Linked DNA regions of Homo sapiens: all the other regions are linked to region 4. A link is a loop called in an ENCODE intact Hi-C map of the cell type or tissue named here. Cell type or tissue: PC-9. All regions are shown on one strand.

What was found. Hi-C counts contacts between places; a loop is a spot of excess contacts. Peaks named below come from ENCODE experiments on the same cell type or tissue, not always from the same donor. Only the 100,000 strongest peaks of a DNase experiment are listed, where the experiment ranks them.
Region 1: a loop joins it to region 4, with 6 times the contacts of the local background. A loop is called at or near these places in 15 of 110 quality-filtered maps.
Region 2: a loop joins it to region 4, with 12 times the contacts of the local background. A loop is called at or near these places in 3 of 110 quality-filtered maps.
Region 3: a loop joins it to region 4, with 5 times the contacts of the local background. A loop is called at or near these places in 7 of 110 quality-filtered maps.
Region 5: it touches region 4 in a loop (2.6-fold over the local background); 2 of 110 quality-filtered maps call a loop at or near these places.

What each region holds. Positions count from the first base shown.
Region 1 is chr20:18,274,715-18,278,714 of GRCh38, reverse strand. All of the region lies in intron 2 of LOC124904876 (a long non-coding RNA gene), which reads right to left. Among named protein-coding and RNA genes, the nearest start is that of ZNF133, 12 kb to the left of the region's middle. In PC-9, CTCF peaks have their summits at 1,580 and 1,783 (motif pointing right); a DNase peak (open chromatin) is centred at 1,784.
Region 2 is chr20:18,250,618-18,254,617 of GRCh38, reverse strand. No RefSeq gene overlaps it. Among named protein-coding and RNA genes, the nearest start is that of ZNF133, 36 kb to the left of the region's middle. RefSeq lists an enhancer at 1,170-2,369. In PC-9, no CTCF peak of the experiment used is centred here; a DNase peak (open chromatin) is centred at 1,677; H3K4me3 peaks cover 2,224 bases; H3K27ac peaks cover 3,734 bases.
Region 3 is chr20:18,142,976-18,146,975 of GRCh38, reverse strand. It overlaps KAT14 (lysine acetyltransferase 14), which reads right to left. Exons shown (of 11, transcript NM_001392073.1): 3 at 1,625-1,743. PET117 (PET117 cytochrome c oxidase chaperone) reads right to left here. Exons shown (of 2, transcript NM_001164811.2): 2 at 3,807-4,000. Among named protein-coding and RNA genes, the nearest start is that of PET117, 7.1 kb to the right of the region's middle. In PC-9, no CTCF peak of the experiment used is centred here; DNase peaks (open chromatin) are centred at 1,995, 2,345 and 2,785; H3K4me3 peaks cover 2,766 bases; H3K27ac peaks cover 4,000 bases.
Region 4 is chr20:18,057,371-18,061,370 of GRCh38, reverse strand. OVOL2 (ovo like zinc finger 2) reads left to right here and starts at 3,455. Exons shown (of 4, transcript NM_021220.4): 1 at 3,455-3,836. The coding sequence starts at 3,737. In PC-9, CTCF peaks have their summits at 2,031, 2,231 and 2,435; DNase peaks (open chromatin) are centred at 2,280 and 3,400; H3K4me3 peaks cover 2,506 bases; H3K27ac peaks cover 1,355 bases.
Region 5 is chr20:18,003,042-18,007,041 of GRCh38, reverse strand. No RefSeq gene overlaps it. Among named protein-coding and RNA genes, the nearest start is that of MGME1, 36 kb to the right of the region's middle. RefSeq lists enhancers at 1,214-1,273, 1,322-1,883. In PC-9, no CTCF peak of the experiment used is centred here; DNase peaks (open chromatin) are centred at 81 and 1,711; H3K27ac peaks cover 1,824 bases.

The DNA.
Region 1 (4,000 bases), 220 kb before region 4:
TCCACTTTTTTGATGCATTTCAAAGTTGCAGACATCAGTTCACCCCTAAATCGTTCAGCATACATGTCATTAGAGTTCAGTATTTGTCAATGGTTTTTTTTTTTAAATTTAAAACATACAACAAAATGCACAGATCTTAAGTGTACTATTCGATGAATCTTGACAAATGCAGACACCCATAAAACCCAAACCCTTCTCGAGATGAGAATATCCCCGCCATTCTGGAAGGTTTCCTCATGCCCCTTCCCAGTCAAACTCAATTCTGTTGCCTCAAAGGCAGTCACCAAATTAGTGATTCCTGTTCTAGAACATCACATAAATGGAATTAGCTTTTTTTTTTCTTTTCCTTTTAGAAGCCTGTGGTCTTAGCAAAGAGTTGCAAACATTCAACACATCCTTATTAGGCTCCAGCTATCTATCTGTAAGAATTTGTTTATAGGATATGTTTGTTTTAGTGGAGTAGCAAGAAGGCTTGAAGGACTGCCAAGGACACACCCTTCATACAAAGGCACCCACATCAACGCACTAGATGAGAGAGCATCACAATCCCATGTAAGGGCAGAGTAAGCCCCCCACCCCAGGCTGGGAGATTAATGGGTTACAGCAGTTGGCCCCAACCTAGGGATCTTTGGCTTCCAGGTATCCCCAGAATTACCTTTGAACTCCACTATTATTTTTAGTATTTCAAAATATCAAATTGAAATGATACATTAATCTTGCATAGGGCTGCACAGACTAACAAAAGTACTTTTTTTCTTTCTACTGTTGATTGTTATTGTAGAATTATAATAGCGAACATCTCTGGCATATTTATAATGTATCAATCACTGTTTCAAGCATTTCACATTTTAAATTTCATTTGATAATATCAGTAGCGTAACGTCTCATACATGGTCATTGTTTCTGTACTTTTTTAAATGAGAAAATGCATTTTTACTCTAAAAGTGTGGCTTGCTTGGTAGACTAAAAACCTTCAAATATGAGGCCTGTGGAGAAAAATAATGAAAGGAATGGCTGGACTAAATAGAGGCAAGTCGGCTGGGCGCAGTGGCTCACGCCTGTAATCTCAGCACTTTGGGAGGCCAAGGCGGGCGGATCACAAGGTCAAGAGATCGAGATCATCCTGGCCAACATGGTGAAACCCTGTCTCTATTAAAAGTATAAAAATTAGCTGGGCCTGGTGGCGGGTGCCTGTAGTCCCAGCTACTCGGGAGGCTGAGGCAGGAGAATGGCTTGAACCCGGGAGGCTGAGGTTGCAGTGAGCTGAGATCATGCCATTGCACTCCAGCCTGGGTGACAGAGCAAGACGCCGTCTCAAAAAAAAAAAAAAAAAAAAAAAAAAATAGAGGCAAGTCTCTCTTTGATTCTTAAGGAAATCTATGCTTGGGGAACCTTTGTTAACGTATTGAAAATGTGAATAGTGACATTACAGGAAGTTGAAGGTATAAATCGTAAGAAATTGGCACTATAGATTTGTGATTAATTTTTCTTGATTTTTACAAAGGCATAAGAGACTGGAGTTACGAGTTCATTTTCCTCTTGTTACTGAGGGGTCTGGGCCAGGGAGTCCGGTTTCTTCCTCTTTCGAGATTTAACCAATTGTGTGACCGTGGATGAGGCATTTGACCCCTTTGGGCCTCAGTTTCCCATGTGTAATGTGTAGTTTGAACTAGTCATCTCTAAAGCCCTTTCCAGGAATGAAAGTATGTGGTTCTCTGACGTTTGCTCCAAGATGCTCATCCGCTGAAAGCCTTGCCCTGGCTCCACGGGCTTCAGCCCTTTGAACAGAAGAGGGCGCCCTAAACATGGTGATTCCTTCCTTTCCCTGCGGGCCCTTTTGGCAATTCAGGTAGAGGACCGGCGCAAGTGTTCTCGTCAGGATTCAGTTGTCCAGAGGCCAGCATTTTCCCTGGACAAGGGGTAGCTAAGGCCTCAGAGGAAGCCACTGACTTTGCATCTTTCCAAATCTTGTGAGGTTGAAATTTTAATTATATTTTAACTATGGATATAATTGAAGAAGATGGAAAAAAGACACTATTGTAATTCCATAGTCAGTTACTGCTCTAAAATAAAATGCAGATAAGTAATATAGCCATTCTCGTTCTTGTTGACTGGAGGGGGTGGGGTATGGACGTGTCACGTATTGTCTCAGGGCTCTCAGGGCATGGCTTCATTCATTCATTCCATATTTTCCGAGGGTCTACTTGGTGCCAACTACTGTTTGTTTATAGCGTCAACCAAACAAAGCCCTTGTCCCCATTGAAGCTAATATTGTATGAGCATTTTCAAAATGGTGGGCTGAAATGGATCCTCAGGCCTCGAAATGCATGCATGGAGCCATATTTGAGCTAACTAAGGGTGTGAAGCTTCCATACACCAAGTAGTTTCCAAAGGAAACTGCCCAGGGACAGAACATCTGCTTATCAGGAGTTTTGCCACTAGCAAAATGGAGTAATTGGGAAAATGACTGTTGAACAAGTTAAATGTACAGGTACAACATTCTTTCTTTCTTTCTTTCTTTTCCTGAGACAGAGAGTCTCCCTCTGTCGGCCAGGCTGGAGTGCAGTGGCGCAATCTCCGCTCACTGCAACTTCTGCCTCCCAGGTTCAAGTGATTCTTCTGCCTCCACCTTCCAAGTAGCTGGGATTACAGGCGCCCACCATCATGCCCGGCTAATTTTTGTATTTTCAGTAGAGACGGGGTTTCGCCATGTTGGCCAGGCTGTTCTTAAACTCCTGACCTCAGGTGATCCACCCACCTCGACCTCCCAAAGTGTTGGGATTACAGGCGTGAGACACCGCGCCTGGCCCAACATTCTTGAAAGAAGGACAAGAAAGCTACCTGCATTTGTCCACACTGCTCAGTCTCAAGGTAATAAAGGGAGTGGAAGGCTATTAGCATTCAGGCAAACGCAGCAGCTAAAGCGCCTGTTATGGGCAACAGCACAGGCTGTAGAGTGAGGCTGCCCAAGTTTCAATGCAAGCTCTGCCACTCACCCTCTGGCTGAACTGGCGGAAATTTCTTAACCTGCATGAGGTTCTGTGGGTCATGTGGGGATTCAATGGGTCCACATATTTAAGCCATCAGAACAGTGGCCTCGCACACAGTAATTGCTCAGTAAATTTTCACCATACTTACCGATGTGATTATCAGTATAACCTTAAATTGGTCCCGTTCCTGATTTCTTTTCATTCTGACTAAATCCTTTTAAATCTTGGGTTAAAAGGCTAAATAAATTTGCTTAGCCAGAACAAGAGAAAGGTTTGTTGAGCATCTGCTATTCTACTGTTCTAGGAACAAGGATTTGGCAATAAATGAGATAGAGCCTCTGTCTTCTCAGGAGCTTACAGCAGACAATAAATACATTAAAAAGCAAACAAACAAGTTCAGATGTAATGGATTTGAGTAGTATTTCTCTCTTTGGAATGAATTATAACCACATTAAAATCTTACTTGTGATGTTCTTGATGCTACACATTCATGTAAGAGAACATCTTCCACTTAAGGAATTGATGTATGAATCCTAGCAAAAAACTGAGTAAGTCAGGATATCTTCTGGCTTTCTTTTCCAGTTCCACAAGATATAAGCAGAAACTGGAGATGCTACACATTCTCTTTTGGTAGAAGAGCATTGCACTTGACTACAACAAGATTTTAAGCCTGATTATTATATCTTGAATTGTATTTGTTCACAATTCAAACTGGCTAAAGACTGAATTCCAGGCTGATATTCTTAGTGTGGTTCCAGCAACTGGAAAATGGATTGTGTTTCCTTTCAGCCTTCTAATTCCTGGGTGAAATGAATATACAGTCATGTACCACATAATGACATTTCCTGACTGCATATATGACGGTGGTCCCATACGATTACAAATACTGCACATTCACTCTACCTTTTCTATGTTTAGATATGTTTAGAAACATGAATGCTGTGTTTAGATATGTTTAGACAAACAACTACTTAGCATTATGTTACAGTTGCCTACAGTTTTCAGTATAG
Region 2 (4,000 bases), 190 kb before region 4:
AAGCTTTTATAATCCCAGACCCATTGGTAGAGAAGAATTCAGCATCTCATGACTACTAAGGAGCAGAGCCAGGATTCAAACCTAGGTGTGTCCAGCTCCCAAGACTACGCAGAGTGGAGTTAGGCCAGAATGTGGAACGGCCATGGGCTCTCGCAGAAGACCAGTAGGGCAGAAGGACAAGCTAGCAGCCTCGGGCCCCACAGGACCCAAAGACAAATTTTGTTTGAATTGTGCTGTACTTACAATTTTGTTCCCATTTTTTTTTATTGTGGTAAAATACACATAACATAGAATTCACCATTTTATCCATTTTGAGTGTATAGTTGAGTGGCATTAAATACATTCATAATGTTGTACAACCATCTCCAGAGCTCTTTTTATCTTGCAAAACAGAAACTATATCCATTAAATGCTAATTCTCCATTCTCTTCTCTCCCAGCTCCTGGCAACCCACCATTCTATTTTCTGTCTCTGTGACTTTGACAATTCTGGGTACCTCATAGAAGCGGAATCATGCAGCATTTGTCTTCTTGTGACTGGCTTACATCACTTAGCATGATGTCTTCAAGACCCATCCACGTTGTAACACTGTCAGAATTTCCTTCCTTTTTAAGGCTAAATAATGTCTCATTGTATACACTCACGTATATCACATTTTGCTAATCCATTCACCTACTGATGGACACTTGGGTTCCTGGTACAGTTTGGCTATTATGAATAACGCTGCTACAAACAGAGGTGTATAAATATCTGTTAGTATCCCTGCTTTCAGTTCTTTTGGAAGTATACCCAGAAGTGGAAATGCTGGATCATATGGTAGTTCTATTTTTAATTTTTTGCAGAACTGCCATACTGTTTTTCACAGTGGCTATACCGTTTTACATTCCTACTGACAGGGCACAAGGATTTCAACTTTTCCACATTCTCACCAACATTTCTTATTTTCTTTTTTAAAAAAATAATGGCCATCCTAATGGATGTGAGGTGGTATTTCATTGTAGTTTTGGTGTGTTTTTCCCTAATGATTACCAATGTTGAGCATCTTTCCATGTGTATATATAATTTTTAAAAAATTAGTTGTTAACATGAAATACCGTAAATTTCACAATAACTCCAAATTCCTGGCTTCTCTTGACAAAACAAGAGATCTGGCTCAGCTGGGCACTTATTTCCACAAGGCAGCAGTCAGCTACTCGGGAGGGCGGCTGCTCTCTAGAAAGCCCGTGCATTCTCTGGTTTACCGCAGGCCCTACCACTCCCTGTTGCCTGACCCCAGGTGGCACAAAAGTCTGGGACTCCCTAGGGGATGTTAGCAGTACCTCAACTTGTCTATGTCTTCAGATCTTCAGGCCAAGAACTCACCCCGGCCTCATGCACCTCTACCCTGCCCCTGGGCCTTGTGAAAACTGCCAGAACAGCTCCGGAGACCACATCTGACTTCTCCGTGTGCTTCTTGCAATCACCTCTGAACAGGAGCCAAAAAGTATTTGCCAAGTGAATAAGAGAATGGAGCCTTTCTTCATAAATCTTAACAAATCAGTTAAGAATCTAGGTGTGACCAGGGAATGACATCTCGAGCCCAAATGATTTCAGGAGAGGCTGCCAGAGGCCTTTTTGAATGAAGAGCAGCCCAAGTATGGCTAAGCCAGGCACGCAGCCGCGTTTCTGGCATTGTGCTTTCATGGCAAAGGTTTGATGAGGCTTTCTTGAGGTGACCGAGTGAGGAGACCAAAGTTGCTGGGGCGTAACCCTTCTATTGTTGCATTAACCAGGCAAATACGTGGAGGGCTTTTCTAGGTGACTAAGGCCCTAGCAATGTCCTATGGGGTGGAGCTGGTGGGTGTTCCCCTCTCCCATGGGTGGCAGCCAGTACCCAGGAACTTTGGCTGGGGACGCCAAGACTCGGAAAACAAAACCTGGGACTTTGCGTGTCTGAGAAGATAGGCAGGATCCTCCACGCCTCCTCCCAGACTGAACCTGGTGAATCACCCGGCGTATCCCACTGTCAGGAAGGCAGGCACTGAAGTGTCTGTGGCAAACCCAGAGAGAAGAGAAATTGTTCAGGCTGCCTTCCTGGGACCTCCCAGTCTTACCCTTTAAGCAAGGACTTAACAACATCAACAGAGTGGAAAGCAGCCTCTCCTTTCTACCACCTTGAGGATGAGTACCCATTTCACAGGACAGAAGGATGGAGGTTTGTTTCCCAGTGACATGTGACCCTGGACATGAACTATAAAAGCACTGAACTATTAAAGGTCTAGTTGGTCATCTTGAAATTCCAACTTTCTGGCTAGGTTAGTTAGGTGCAGTCTGAATCAATTATGGTTTTACAGAAAGATGCTGTAGCTCTCTGGGGCAGGAACTCATCATTTTGCAGACATAGGCCTGGCTCCAGAAATACTTAAGGGGTCCACGGGACATCAGAGTAAACAACCTGCTGCTTTATTATATTAGTAGTAATCACAAAGTTGATTGTGCACCTGCCTTAAGTGCTTCCTACAAGCCAATCACTCTTCTACACCTTTGCCACATATTGATACTTTTGATTATCACCACGGGGCTTTGAGGTCTGATTGAATTCCAGGATGAAGACGTCGTTGGGGCACCGACAGACAGCGCCTATGGCAAAGAGTGCCCAAGGCAGACAGCTCCCAAGGGGCAGTGCTGGGAGCCATCCTAAAAGCTTGTTCTTTCAACTCCTACAGTATTAGGGTTGTGTGTGGTTCCCATAAAAATAGCTACCTGCTTTCCCTGCCCTCAGAGCACTATTCCACAAGCAAATCCCTGCCCCATGCCCCTCTTTTTTCCCAAATGAATCAAGAGCACCTATGTCCATTATGATCTTTACTCCTCACAACACAGTAAAATGGGTGTTGCTCTAATGCCATCATGAGCTCCACTGTTCAGAGCAGAAAACAGACGCAGAGAGACTTGGTGGTATGGTCACTGGCATAGGCGGGGAGGCCGATGAGGACACTGCCTAGGTCTCCCTGCCCGGGCTGGGGTTCCTGATGCCCTGCCCCCAGTGGGTTACCAGCAAATTCATGATGGATAAATAAGCTTATTGATAACTTCTAGATGGGCAACTTCAGATAATTGACAATATCACTCCCTACTCGTGTCATGTAGCAAAATCTTCTTAAATAATATTTTGGATTGACATTATTGTAAAATATGTTACTATATTTCCTGCATTTTTTTCTTACTTTTTTCCTTCCTCAATTGCCATATTTTATTTTAGCAATTTTGATGGAAATTTTTCTAAAATAGATTACATGATTTTTTATATCTTTTTTTAAGAGTAGCTTTTAAAAATAACTTTACCATGGAAAGTTTTGAAGATACACAGAAATGGTTCAGAGTTGAGTGAATCCACAGTACCCATCGCCCAGCCTCAATTGCCATCAGTGGTGACTGGTCCTGCCCCCCACATCCCACTCAGTGACATCCCCCTCCACCCATAGAACTGAAGCAAATCCCAGACATTGTATCATTTCACTTCTAGATATTTAGACATGTATCTCCAAAAGATACAATTATTTTTATCACAATTACCCTACTCTTTTTCTTTCTTTTCTTGAGACGCAGTCTCACTCTGTCGCCAGCTCAGAGTGCAGTGGTCCTATCTCGGCTCACTGCAACCTCTGCCTCCTGGGTTCAAGCAATTTTCCTGTCTCAGCCTCCCGAGTAGCTGGGACTACAGGTGCATGCCACCACGCCCGGCTAATTTTTGTATTTTTAGTAGAGATGAGGTTTCACCATGTTGGCCAGGATGATCTCGATTTCTTGACCTTGTGATCCGCTGCCTTAGCCTCCCAAAGTGCTGGGATTACAGGCGTGAGCCACCGTGCCTGACCACCCTACTCTTTTTACATATGAAAATTAATAAAAATTTCTTTCTTTTTTTTTTTTTTTTTTTTAAAGAGACAGAGTATCACCATGTTGCATGGGTTGGTCTCGAACTCCTAATCTCAAGTGATCCGCCCACCTTGGCCTCCCA
Region 3 (4,000 bases), 86 kb before region 4:
CCTTAGCTGTCTCGTTCACCACAGTAGTCTCAGGCCTAGAACAGCACCTGGTTCATAACAGGTACTCAGTATCTGTTGAATGAATGAATGAACATAAAAACTAAGTAATATATAATTTTTTTTTTTTTGAGATGGGGTCTCACTCTGTCACCACCCAGGCTGGAGTACAGTGGCTCGATCACAGCTCATTGCAGCCTCAACCTCCCAGGCTCAAGCAACCCTCCCACATCAGTCTCCTGAGAAGCTGGGACCACAGGAGTGCACCACCACCACATTCAGCTAATTTTTGTATTGTTTTGTTTTTTTGGTTTTTTTTGAGATGGACTTTCACTCTTGTTGCCTAGGCTGTAGTGCAGTGGCGCGATCTCGGCTCACTGCAACCTCCGCCTCCTGGGTTCAAGCAATTCTCCTGCCTCAGCCTCCCAAGTAGCTGGGATTACAGGCATGTGCCACCGCACCCAGCTAATTTTGTATTTTTAGTAGAGACGGTGTTTCTCCATGTTGGTCAGGCTGGTCTCGAACTCCCGACCTCAGGTGATCTGCCTCCCTCAGCCTCCCAAAGTGCTGGGATTACAGGCATGAGCCACCGCGCCTGGCCTGTTTTTTATAGAGTCGGGGTTTCACCACGTTGCCCAGGCTTGTCTCCTGAGCTCAGGTGATCTGGCCGCCTCCGCCTCCCAAAGTGCTGGGATTACAGATGTGAGCCACCATGTCTGGTTTCATCTGGTTTTTGAACTAAAAAGTATACACTGATGCCTTATTATTCATATTATACATTAACATATTGACATAGAAACAAAACTAAAACAATTTAATACAACCTGGAGATCAGCAAAAAGCTATTGTTTAGGATACAGCTGACTTAGATTAGGGTGCTGATATTAGAGACAGTTAAAAAGGAACAAGTATTTCAGCAAACAAAAATTCAAACATCTCCGAGTTCAAATGCAGAAAAGCTGGGTTATGTTGGTTTTTGCAATCAGTCACCTTCCTTCTTCCAAATCTATTTTCAACATAGCCATCTTTCCACTTTAAAAAAATAGTTTTATTGTTCTTAAAATGGCTGCCAGGAAAATGAGAATTTCATTTTCAATTATAATCAGAGCTTGGTATCACATATAAAAGAAATCATGAGATTCTCAAGCCTCTCAAGCCCAATTCACCAAGTCAGCAGTGAATATATTTTTTTTTTTTTGAAAAGGAGTCACACTTTGTCGCCCAAGCTGGAGTACAGTGGCACGGTGTGGGCTCACTGCAGCCTCCGCCTCCCAGGTTCAAGCGATTCTCCTGCCTCAGTCTCCCAGGTAGTTGGGATTACAGGGGCCCACCACCATAGCCAGCTAATTTTTGTATTTTCAATGGAAATGGGGTTTCACCATGTTGGCCAGGCTGGTCTCGAAGTCCTGACCTCAGGTGATCTGCCCGCCTTGGCCTCCCAGAGTGCTGGGATTACAGCGAGTATTTTTCACTCCCTTCTCCACATATTCGGTATCTAATTTCATTGCGAAATAAAAAGTGCCCCTCCAAACAACTCAAAAGCTCATCCCTAAGTTTCTAGATATTCGTTCCAACAAACTCCTGGGGGAACCACCCTCATGGATTTGGGGAAGGGCTTTTTACTCACTTGCTGCCATGTCAGCTTCAGCCTTTCATACTGCTCCTTGCCATCTGCTGAGCAATCCGAACAAGTAAACCTAAAAAAATTATCACCCTTAAGGTAACTGAGCTGTTCCCTCAGCTGACCTAGGAGAAAAACAAAAAGTCACATCATGGGTTTATCTAGAGCAGCGGTAACCTAAAGGTTTAATCCGTTTATCACCCAGATTTTCCTTTCCCATGTTGTCTTCTTTTCTTCAGCCAACCCACAATTGCAAAATGGGGAAAAGGAAGGGAATTAGAAAGATTTCTATTCTTCTAACACCAAGTATACGCCCACTAAGATCTGTAGGATCCAGTAACTTTTAGGAGAAAGGTACTGGAAAAGCAGGTATTGTTGCTGGATTTCCCAATTGTCACATTCCTGACTCCCAGAGGCAGGTCTCTTCACACATTCTTTCAAAAAATATGAGCTCCCTCTGCATACCAGGCACTGGGCTAGGAACTGGGAATACAAAGTCCAAGACAGATAATGGTGCCTGATCTCACAGGTTTGCACTTCCCTGAGGGCTGCATAGAAAACAGGTGATCACAACAACACAGTGGTTCTCCATGCTCACAGTGCATTGGAATCACCCAAGTTGTTCTTGGTTTTCTAAATATGCTTGATTCTAGCCCAGATAAAATGCATCAATTTCTGAAGCAGAGCCTAGGAGTTACATTTCTTAGTCCCTCAGGTGATGCTGATGCTCTGTGACACATAAGGAATGGAATGTGCTGTGTACCACAGGGCAGTGTGAGGGTAAATAAAAGGAGGCCCAACCTATATTAGGGGGAGGCTTAGGATTAGAAATTGGCCAGGTGAAAAGGGGTCTCTTTGTGTATAGGGAGAATGGAGGCTGTGGAGATGCATATTCCAGAAGAAAAAAACTGTGCAAAGCCCTAAGGATAAGAATTGTTTGTGAAGAATAAGTTCACCCTAACTGCAAAGTTGTGTGGGAATCAAAGAAACTACAGTTAGCAGGGTCCTGACCACAAAGGGTAGCTTAAAATTTGTCCTCAACAGGACAAAGGGAAAGCCACTGAGAATTCAGGCAGAACCTGAAATCAATAACAGAGACCGCTCAGAAGCAAAAACCAGCTAACTAGTAAATTCTGCATTTCCTGTGAAAATGTTACTATTAATTTGTTAACAGTGACTAAATTTGAAGTTGAACCCATTTTAAGAAAAACATTTCCACATGCCAGAAAATGACCCTCTTCACAGTTATATATGTATTTCTCTGACTTGGTTACAAATTATATTACACAAAGGCATTCCTCAAGTACCTATATCTTTACTAGTCTCTTGCCTAATGGGAAAATCCTGTTTCGGTATAAACCATATGATGGCTGGCAAGCCATACTCCTCAGGTGCCAGGAAGCTGGCCATTGAAAATCTCAAGATCAGGGCCGAGCACAGTAGCACATGCCTGTAATCCCAGCACTTTGGGAGGCCGAGGCGGATGGATCACCTGAGGTTGGGAGTTTGAGACCAGCCTGACCAACATGGAGAAGAAACCTCATCTCTACTAAAAATACAAAATTGGCCGGGCATGGTGGCGCATGCCTGTAATCCCAGCTACTCGGGAGGCCGAGGCAGGAGAATCACTTGAACCTGGGAGACGGAGGTTGCAGTGAGCCAAGATCATGCCATTGCACTCCAGCCTGGGCAATAAGAGGAAAACTCCGTCTCAAAAAAAAAAAATAAAATAAAAAAAAAAATTAGCCAGGTGTGCTGGCAAACACTATAATCCCAGCTACTTGGGAGGCTGAGGCAGGAGAATCGCTTGAACCCAGGAGCCGAGATCATGCCATTGCACTCTAGCCTGGGCAACAAAAGCAAAACTCCATCTCAAAAAAAAAAAAGAAAGAAAAGAAAATCTCAAGATTGAGGCAATCAGGGAGTGTGTATGAGGTATCTCTTGCCAGCAGAAAAAAAGGAAAATGGAAAAAAAGACTGGTCCTAGAAAAAGGGCAAAAAACACCTTCAATCTGCTAATTCTAACCTCTTTTCAGTATACAATAGCAGGAGTTCTCCACGTAAGTTAAATATTAACAAAGTAATTTTTATAAACTTGAACATGAATTCAACACTGGGACTGGAATTTGGCCCTAAATCTCTGTGACCTTGTTAGAAAAATATGGCTAATTCTTTAAGTAACACAGGATTTCCAATTTTCTCAATTTTATTGAGTTACCACCAAAAGTGTTAATTTAACAATGTGATAGAGGTTGACAGTACGTTTCATTAGTACAAACATGCCTATGTTTTATATAAATTTATAGCTGATCAACTAGAGAATAAATATAATTATCCTTTTATTTAGGTCTCTTTTACATTCACGTTTCTTTCACAGGTTGG
Region 4 (4,000 bases):
CACCACCATGCCCAGCAAATTTTTGTATTTTTAGTAGAGATGGGGTTTCACCATGTTGGCCAGGCTGGTCTGGAACTCCTGACCTCAGGTGATCTGCCTGCCTTGGCCTCCCAAAGTGCCAGGATTACAGACGTGAGCCACAGCGCCCAGCAGAACTTGAATGGTACTTAGTTTCTCATAGCCTATTTTCCCTCCTTCTTAAAAAATGGGACAAATAATATTGCCAAATGAATGTAAATAAAGGTATTTAGGAAATAATGTGAAAAAGCTTTAAAGCATTATTTACTTTTTCTTTTCTTTTTTAATTTTAGATTCGGGGGTACATGTGCAGGTTTGTTACATGGGTAAATTGCATGATGCTGAAGTGTGGGCTTCCAATGATCCTATCTCCCAAATAGTGAACACAGGCCGGTTGTGGTGGCTCATGTCTATAATCCCAACACTTTGGGAGGGCGAGGGGGGCGGATCACTTGAGCTCGGGAGTTCGAGGCCAGCCTGGCTAACATGGTGAAACCCTGTCTCTACCAAAAATACAAAAATTAGCCAGGTGTGGTGGTGCATGCCCATAGTCCTGGCTACTTGGGAGACTGAGGCACGGGAATTGCTTGAGCCCAGGAGGCAGATGTTGCAGTGAGCTGAGATCTCACCATTGCACTCCAGCCTGGGGACAGAGGGAAACTCTGTCTCAAAAATAAAATGAAAATAAAAACAAATAGTGAACATAGTACCTGATAGGTAGTTTCTCAAGGCTTTCCCCCTCTCTCCCTCCCCACTTTTGAAATCCCCTGTGTTAACTGTTCCCATCTTTGAATCTGTGTGTACCCAATGTTTAGCTCCCACTTCTAATTGAGAACCTACAGTATTAGATTTTCTGTTTCTGAGTTAATTTGCCCAGATAATGGCCTCCAGTTGCATCCATGTTGCTGCAAATATGTGATTTCATTCTTTTTTGTGGCAGCATAGTATTCCATGGTGTATATGTACCATATTTTCTTTATTGAGTCCACCATCGATGGGCACCTGGGTTGATACTATGTCTTTCCTACTGTGAATAGTGCTGCAATAAACACACAAGTGTTTATTGGTAAAGCGATTTGTTTTCCTTTGGTTGTATATCCAGTAATTGGATTGGTGGGTCCAGTGGTAATTCTATTCTTAGTTCTTTGAGAAATCTCCAAACTGCTTTCCACAGGGGCTGAATTAATTTGCATTCTCACCAACAGTGTATAAGCATATAATAGTAGTGCAAGAAAAGGAGAATTGGGTTCACTTCTTATCCTGCTTTCTGGGATACTCTATCAACTCCTCTCATAATACTTAGAAAACCGACCTTACAATGGAGGCAAGTCAACCAAGATAAAAGCTGGTTCTTTGTACATGTTAATAATTTTGATAGACCCCTATCACATCTGATCAAGAAAAAAGAGAGAAATAAAACACATTAAATTCCTTTCTCCTCAGGAAGCACCCAGCAAATATAGTAGGTGTGCATCCAACGACCATAGAATAAAAAGGTTGTTATCCTGTTAAGTCTTCATCCCCAAACCTATAAAGGTTGCATTGCTTTGGAGGTTTCTAGCCTTATACCTCATCATCCTATAATCTTTTAAAATAATACAAATAGGCAAAGTAGTCAAGACACTCACTGGTTTGAAATCCAGTGAAAGGAAAAAAAAGCTTTGTTAATGGAGTTGACAGCCTCTTCTGTATAATTGGAAGTTCTGAACGAAGTGAAGTTTTGAAGATTTTTAAAGACTGGGAATAATTCTGTAACTTCATAGTTGTACTTCATTTTTACTCTTCCATTCACCCAAGCTCCTTCTTTCTAGCAAATCCCGTTTGTTGGTGGATAAAAATACATCTGCAGAGTCTCCCGGAAGCTGCCCCATCAGCCTCATAGACAAGAAGCCTTGTTTTCCTGCACCGCTACAGAAATGTCTTCCTCCTCCTCCTCCTCCTCCTCCTCCTCCTCCTCCGGCTCACCGGGATCAAAGTCTTTTTCGTTCTTAGCTGGTTTTTCTTAGAGAAAAGCTGGAGTTCAGAGTTCAGTCCAGAGAGGGTGACTCCTTGAGGGCAGACCTAGAGGCGCCGCGCACCGGTCCCGCCCGCAGCCCCGGCAGAGCTGCGCCCCGGCTCCCTGCGCCGCGCGAGTCCGCCAGTAGCGCCGAGAAATCCGTTACCAGGCGGTTGTGTCCCCAAGGGCCATTCAGGGCGGAAGGGAACAGGGAAAACCGCTGTGTTGATTCCCGGGCCCTGTAGGCTGGGAGCGCGGAGGGTCAGGTTACAGACAGGTGAGGCTGGCTGTTGGGTGAGCCTTGGGCTCCAGGGCATCCCTGACCAGACGCGCCCCCGCAGCACCCGGCAGCTGGCACACGTCTGACGACCTCCTGGAGGAGGGCGACCGCAGCGACACAAGAGGCTGTGCCGGTTGTCCTGGGCGCACCCGAACAAGGCCTTGGGAAGGGCAGCGCGCCCCGCAACGTGAGCACAACTGCTTTACAAACTTGGCATATTTTACCAACTCCCCCTCCTTCTCTCCCTCTCCCCTCCAGGCATAAAGGTTGATAGGAACAAACAGATATAATAATAAATGCAAAGCTTTCCTACCTCCCCGGTAGGGGCGGCTAGAAGATGTAGCCAATGTTCACTATGCTAGCTTCCTGGAAAGGTATTTCCCAGTCTCAGAATTTGGGGATCGGGTGGTTAGGAGAGGCAACGGTGGGAGTGGGCGAGGATTGGGGGCTTGTTTTGAAGCTGCATTTGCATAATATGCTCCTGGCTTTTGTTTCTATTGTGTGTTTACTTGGGGTGAGGGGGCTCTCGGGGGGTGCAACGTCTTGTGAGGAGAAGCTGCTTTGGCGGGGCAAGGCTTGTTTTTCTTAGATTGTATGATACTAGTCAGAAAAATAACGTGGTCTAAAGATGCCGAATTTTTAAATTTATTTTTACTGCTTATGGGGGGGGGGTGTTGTAGCTGATGGAAAGCTTAAGCCCCTAAGCCCCCACCCCCCATTATTAATAATCAGAATCCTTGGAAGTCTCCCGCCGCCTCCCCCTTCTGACCGCCCAGATTTCATCAAGCCCCAGGAAGGCTCCACAAGGTCCAGGGGAACTGAGCCATTTTCTGGCTCGTCGAAGACAAATCCACCGGGCGGGGGAGGGGGGCAACTCGTGGGAGGCCCCAACTCACCGGAGGGGTGCCCTGGGAGGCGAACCTGGGGTTTACCTCGAAGAGCTCGCCTCGAGGTGCAGGTGATGGGGGAATGGGGCGGGGGTTGATTAAAAAATGTTCTTCCTTTCTTAAAAAGAGGAGGGGGAAGAACAGACTTTAAATTCTTTTGCAAACATTCATGCCTAAGGAAGGGCTGGAACAGGCAGCCCCGGCCGCCGGAACCGGTCGGACAGGTAGCGAGCTTGTTGACACCGTTATGTTGCAGGGCGCATGCTCAGTCCCAAGTTTCCTGGTGCCTTTTCTATTCCACCTTATGAAACTTTTTCCCCGGCGTGGTCTCACTCGCGATTTAAGGCATAGGTGTCGCCGAGCCGGGAGGCTGGGAGTCGCCAGGCGTGCGGGGGAGAGGCCTGGGCCGCGCCGCGGCGGGGGGTGGAGGAAGAGGGCAGGCGAGGCGGGAAGGTGGGCTCTGGCCGCCGGGAGCCGGGGACGGAGCCGCCGCCGTTGCCCCTAGCGGGGAGCAGCCGGGAGGAGGGGGCCGCAGTCGGGAGAGGGGACCCCACCATGCCCAAAGTCTTCCTGGTGAAGAGGAGGAGCCTGGGGGTCTCGGTCCGCAGCTGGGATGAGCTCCCGGATGAGAAAAGGGCAGACACCTACATCCCAGGTGAGCGCGCGCGGGGGCCGGGCCTGGGCGCTGGGCTCCCGGGGTGGGGGAAGGGGTGGCGGGTCTTCTCTGCTCATCGGCAGGGGCGGGCTCCCCACCTCATCCCCCTCTTCCGGGGGGCACGCGGGGGTCTTCTAGGCGGGTTAGGGCAGGCAATGAGGGAC
Region 5 (4,000 bases), 54 kb after region 4:
AAAATCTCCTGACATTTGTACATATATTTGTTTACTGTCCAGCCCTCCCACAGGTCTGTAATCTCGAAGAGGTGGGGAATTTTGTTGAATTTGCTCACTGCTTTCTTCCTGGAGCTCAAGACAGTGCCTAGATCAACACAGGCACTCAATAAATATTTGTAGAAAGAATGTATAAGTATCCATGGCCAGGCGCGGTGGCTCACACCTGTAATCTTAGCACTTTTGGAGGCCAACGTGGGCAGATCATTTGAGCCCAGGAGTATGAGAACGGCCTGGGCAACATAGGGAGACCTTCTCTCTAAAATAAATTAAAAAAAAAATAGGCCCGGCACGGTGGGTCATGCCTGTAATCCTAGCACTTTGGGAGGCCGAGGTGAGTGGATCACTTGAGGTCAAACGTTCGAGACCAGCCTGGCCAACAAAATGAAACCCCATCTATACTAAATATACAAAAAAATTAGCCAGGCATGGTGGTGCACGCCTGTAATCCCGGCTGGTTGGGGAGGCTGAGACGGGAGAATCGCTTGAACTGGGGAGGCGGAGGTTGCAGTGAGCTGAGATCATCCCATTGCACTCCAGCCTGGGTGACAGAGCGAGACTTCATCTCAAAAAAAAAAAAAAAAAGAAAAGAAAAAAATTTAAATAATAAATAAATATCCAATCTTCTAAGATCCAAACAGTCCTGCTTTTAGAATGACCCCTTTACCCTGAGAAAACAAAACAGAACAAAACACTCAATCCCCAGCTTGCAGGGGCACACGCTGTTCTGCGAGGTACATCCTGCAACTGACCTCAGGCATGAAAATCCACACATTTTTCTTGAACTGCACCGTGGAAGATTGATTGGAAAACGAACTGAACATTTAAAAATAAACAATGACTTTAAACAAACTGAGTTCTATGTTTGGACAATCTCCTCTATTCTGGGAGGAAGGGGTGAAGAGCTCTCAGGGCAGAGGGCCCTGCTCTAGCTGCCCCTGAGTCCCAGGGCCCCCTCCCTGCAGCCTTCGCCACATACCAATTCCTCCGCAAGAGGCCTCCTGAGCTCTGGGAGTCCTGCCTTCTACGCAAAGGGGCAGATTTGTGTCACCACCACCGTCCACACAGTTGCTATTTCAGTTGTCCCCCCTGTTCTGTCAGCCTGACATTTCCCCAGCCGATTCCAAGCCCAGTGTACCATTTTAGCTGACGTGGGTGAGCGTTTCGTGGGGACAGCAGATGGATGGAATGACAAATAGCAGGATGGTGGGGACAGCTGAGAAGTGCTTTTTCCTGTGTCGGATCTGTTGGCTGTGCACGTGCCCCGACGTAGTCTAGACACACTGTGGGGGCAGCGCATGTGCCAGGGCCCAGCCGGCGCGCGGGCTTCCATTTCTTTCTTTGCTGCTAATCGTGCCCATTCACACAGCCAATCAGCCAACTAGCCAGTTGTCTTGGTTTGAGCTCCAGCAGAAGCAGACCCCAAGATAGTAGTTTCTTTGACCCAGAAAGCGTGAGATGGTAGAGGGGAAGTGAGACTGAAAGAGAAGGCAGAGTGGTTATGAGCAGTCACTGCTGTGGACAGCCAGGGCTCAGTGCTGCTGGGTCTGGCCAGGTGACTGTGCAGAACCTGCCCCAGGGTTGTCCCGTGCTGGGCTATTCATCCACTAACTGCTGGTTTTCATTGCTTAAGTGTTGCCCCAGGGTGTTAACTCCATGGAACTTTGGCCTGATCCGCACCCAGACAAAACCCGCAGGCAGAAATTCTCAGGTTCTTAGTAAGAAGCCATCATTTGGAACAGCGAGTGTGAGGGTATGGTCATTTGTAACACTGACCTGTGTGTCTGCCACATACCAGGCACTGAGTTAGACCAGGGGCAGAGGAAACATAAAATGGGAGGTTTAGGCCGGGCACGGTGGCTCATGCATGTAATCTCAGCACTTTGGAAGGCTGAGTTGGGTGGATCACTTGAGGTCAAAAGTTCGAGACCAGCCTAGGCAAAATTGCAAGACCCCTGTCTCTACAAAAACTGTTAAAATCAGCCAGGCATAGTAGCACATGCCTACAGTCCCAGCTACATAAGAGGCTGAGGTGGGAGGATCACTAGAGTCCAGGAGTTCGAGGCTGCAGTGAGCCATGTTGGCACCAGTGTTGCACTCCAGCCTGGGCAACAGAGCAAGTCACTGTCTCAAAAAAATAATAATAATTTGAAAGTTGGAGGCTTGCCCAGAGTCTAGTGGGGAGATGGATATACAAGCAGATGTGGTGAATACCTTGGCAGAGCCCTGTGTCAAATGCAACAGTAGACAGAACAACCACGGACCATTCCTGGGAAGCTTCGCAGCGCAGGGAACATGAGCTGGGTCTTGTGAGCAAGACTCGAGTTCAGGGTTACGTAAGTGTAGTTCACAGTTCACAGTCTCTCCACACATATGGTGGCTGCCTTCCATGATGGGACAGCTGGGACTCCCTGTCAGTTAGAAGTTCTTGGAATTCCTAACCAGGGAGCTGCTTCTTGAGCATTCAGCAAAGAAACCTACCAAAGGAAGGGGCAGAGGCCTCTCGATCAATTCCATGTCCTGGGGTGACACCTGAGCTGCCGTGCAGGGAGTGAGGGCTGCCTGGTTGTCCTGGTGACAAGCTGGAGGTCCTGGAACTGGAAAGCAGTTGGAGAGGCCACCAGTCCTCTCATCTCTAGGCCCTACCACTGGCTGGCTCCTTGATTTTAGAGGCCCCCATGGATGTGGGAGGGATGCCATCACACTGTCATTTGTTCCCCTGGTTAATGAGCTGGTTCTCCCTTCCTCACAGCTCACCTCCTCATGCCTAGCCTCAGGGAATAGCCTTACAATCTGCTCTATTTATTCAGCATTTTACAGACTATGAGGGCTTGTGACATGTAGGCTCACAATTGGTTCTTAAGGGACCCTGTGAGGCAGGCAAGCTGTCATTAACTGCATTTTTCTTGAGAATCCCCAGGCCTCCAAATGTCGACAGGTGAGTTCAAGGTTACACAGCTAGGAGGTGGAAAGTCCCTGAGCCACACCAGGTCTTTGCCCCATGTCCTATATGTGTCTCGAGCTTCATGAAGGGGAAAGTTGTTAAACGGGCGATTTTCTCCCTCTTGTTTCTGGTCTAGCCTCAGCATTTCCTAAACGACTTGAGACAATTTTATGTACTGTGCTGTGCTGCTCTAAATAACATTGGAGTACACCGCAAAAAAGTGTATCCATTTTCTATATTTCTGATTCTGTTTGGAAGAAAATCTCTGTAGATAACACAGCCTTTGTCACTGGCCTTTTGTTCGAATATCTTCCTTTTATAAAAGAGAGAGCAGCCCTCAGATTCTGCTTTTGGAAAGCAGAAGTGAGTTAGAATTACTAGCCCTGGTTTGTGGTTGTTTTTGAAACAGAGTCTCACTCTGTTGCCCAGGCTGGAATGCAGTGGTGCGATCTCAGCTCACTGCAACCTCCACCTCCTGGGTTTAAGCAATTCTTGTGCCTCAGCCTCCCGAGTAGCTGGGATTACAGGTATGTGCCACCATGCCCGACTAATTTTTGTATTTTTAGTAGAGACTATGTTGGCCAGGCTGGTCTCGAACTCCTGACCTCAAGTGATCCACCCACCTCGGCCTCCCAAAGTGCTGGGATTACAGGTGTGAGTCACCACATCCAGCTTTGTTTGTTTGTTTGTTTGTTTGTTTGTTTTTGAGATGGAGTCTCACTCCATTGCCCAAGCTGGAGTGCAGTGGCGTGATCTCGGCTCACTGCAACTTCCACCTCCTGGGTTCAAACGATTCTCCTGCCTCAGCCTCCTGAGTAGCTGGGATTACAGGTGTGTGCCACCACACCTGGCTGATTTTTGTATTTTTAGTAGAGACGGGGGTTTCACCATGTTGGCCACGCTGGTCTCGAACTCTTAACCTCAGGTCATCCACCTGCCTCAGCTCCCAAAGTGCTAGGATTACAGGCATGAGCCACCGTGCCCAGCCGTTTTTTTTTTTTTTGGAGAGACAGGGTT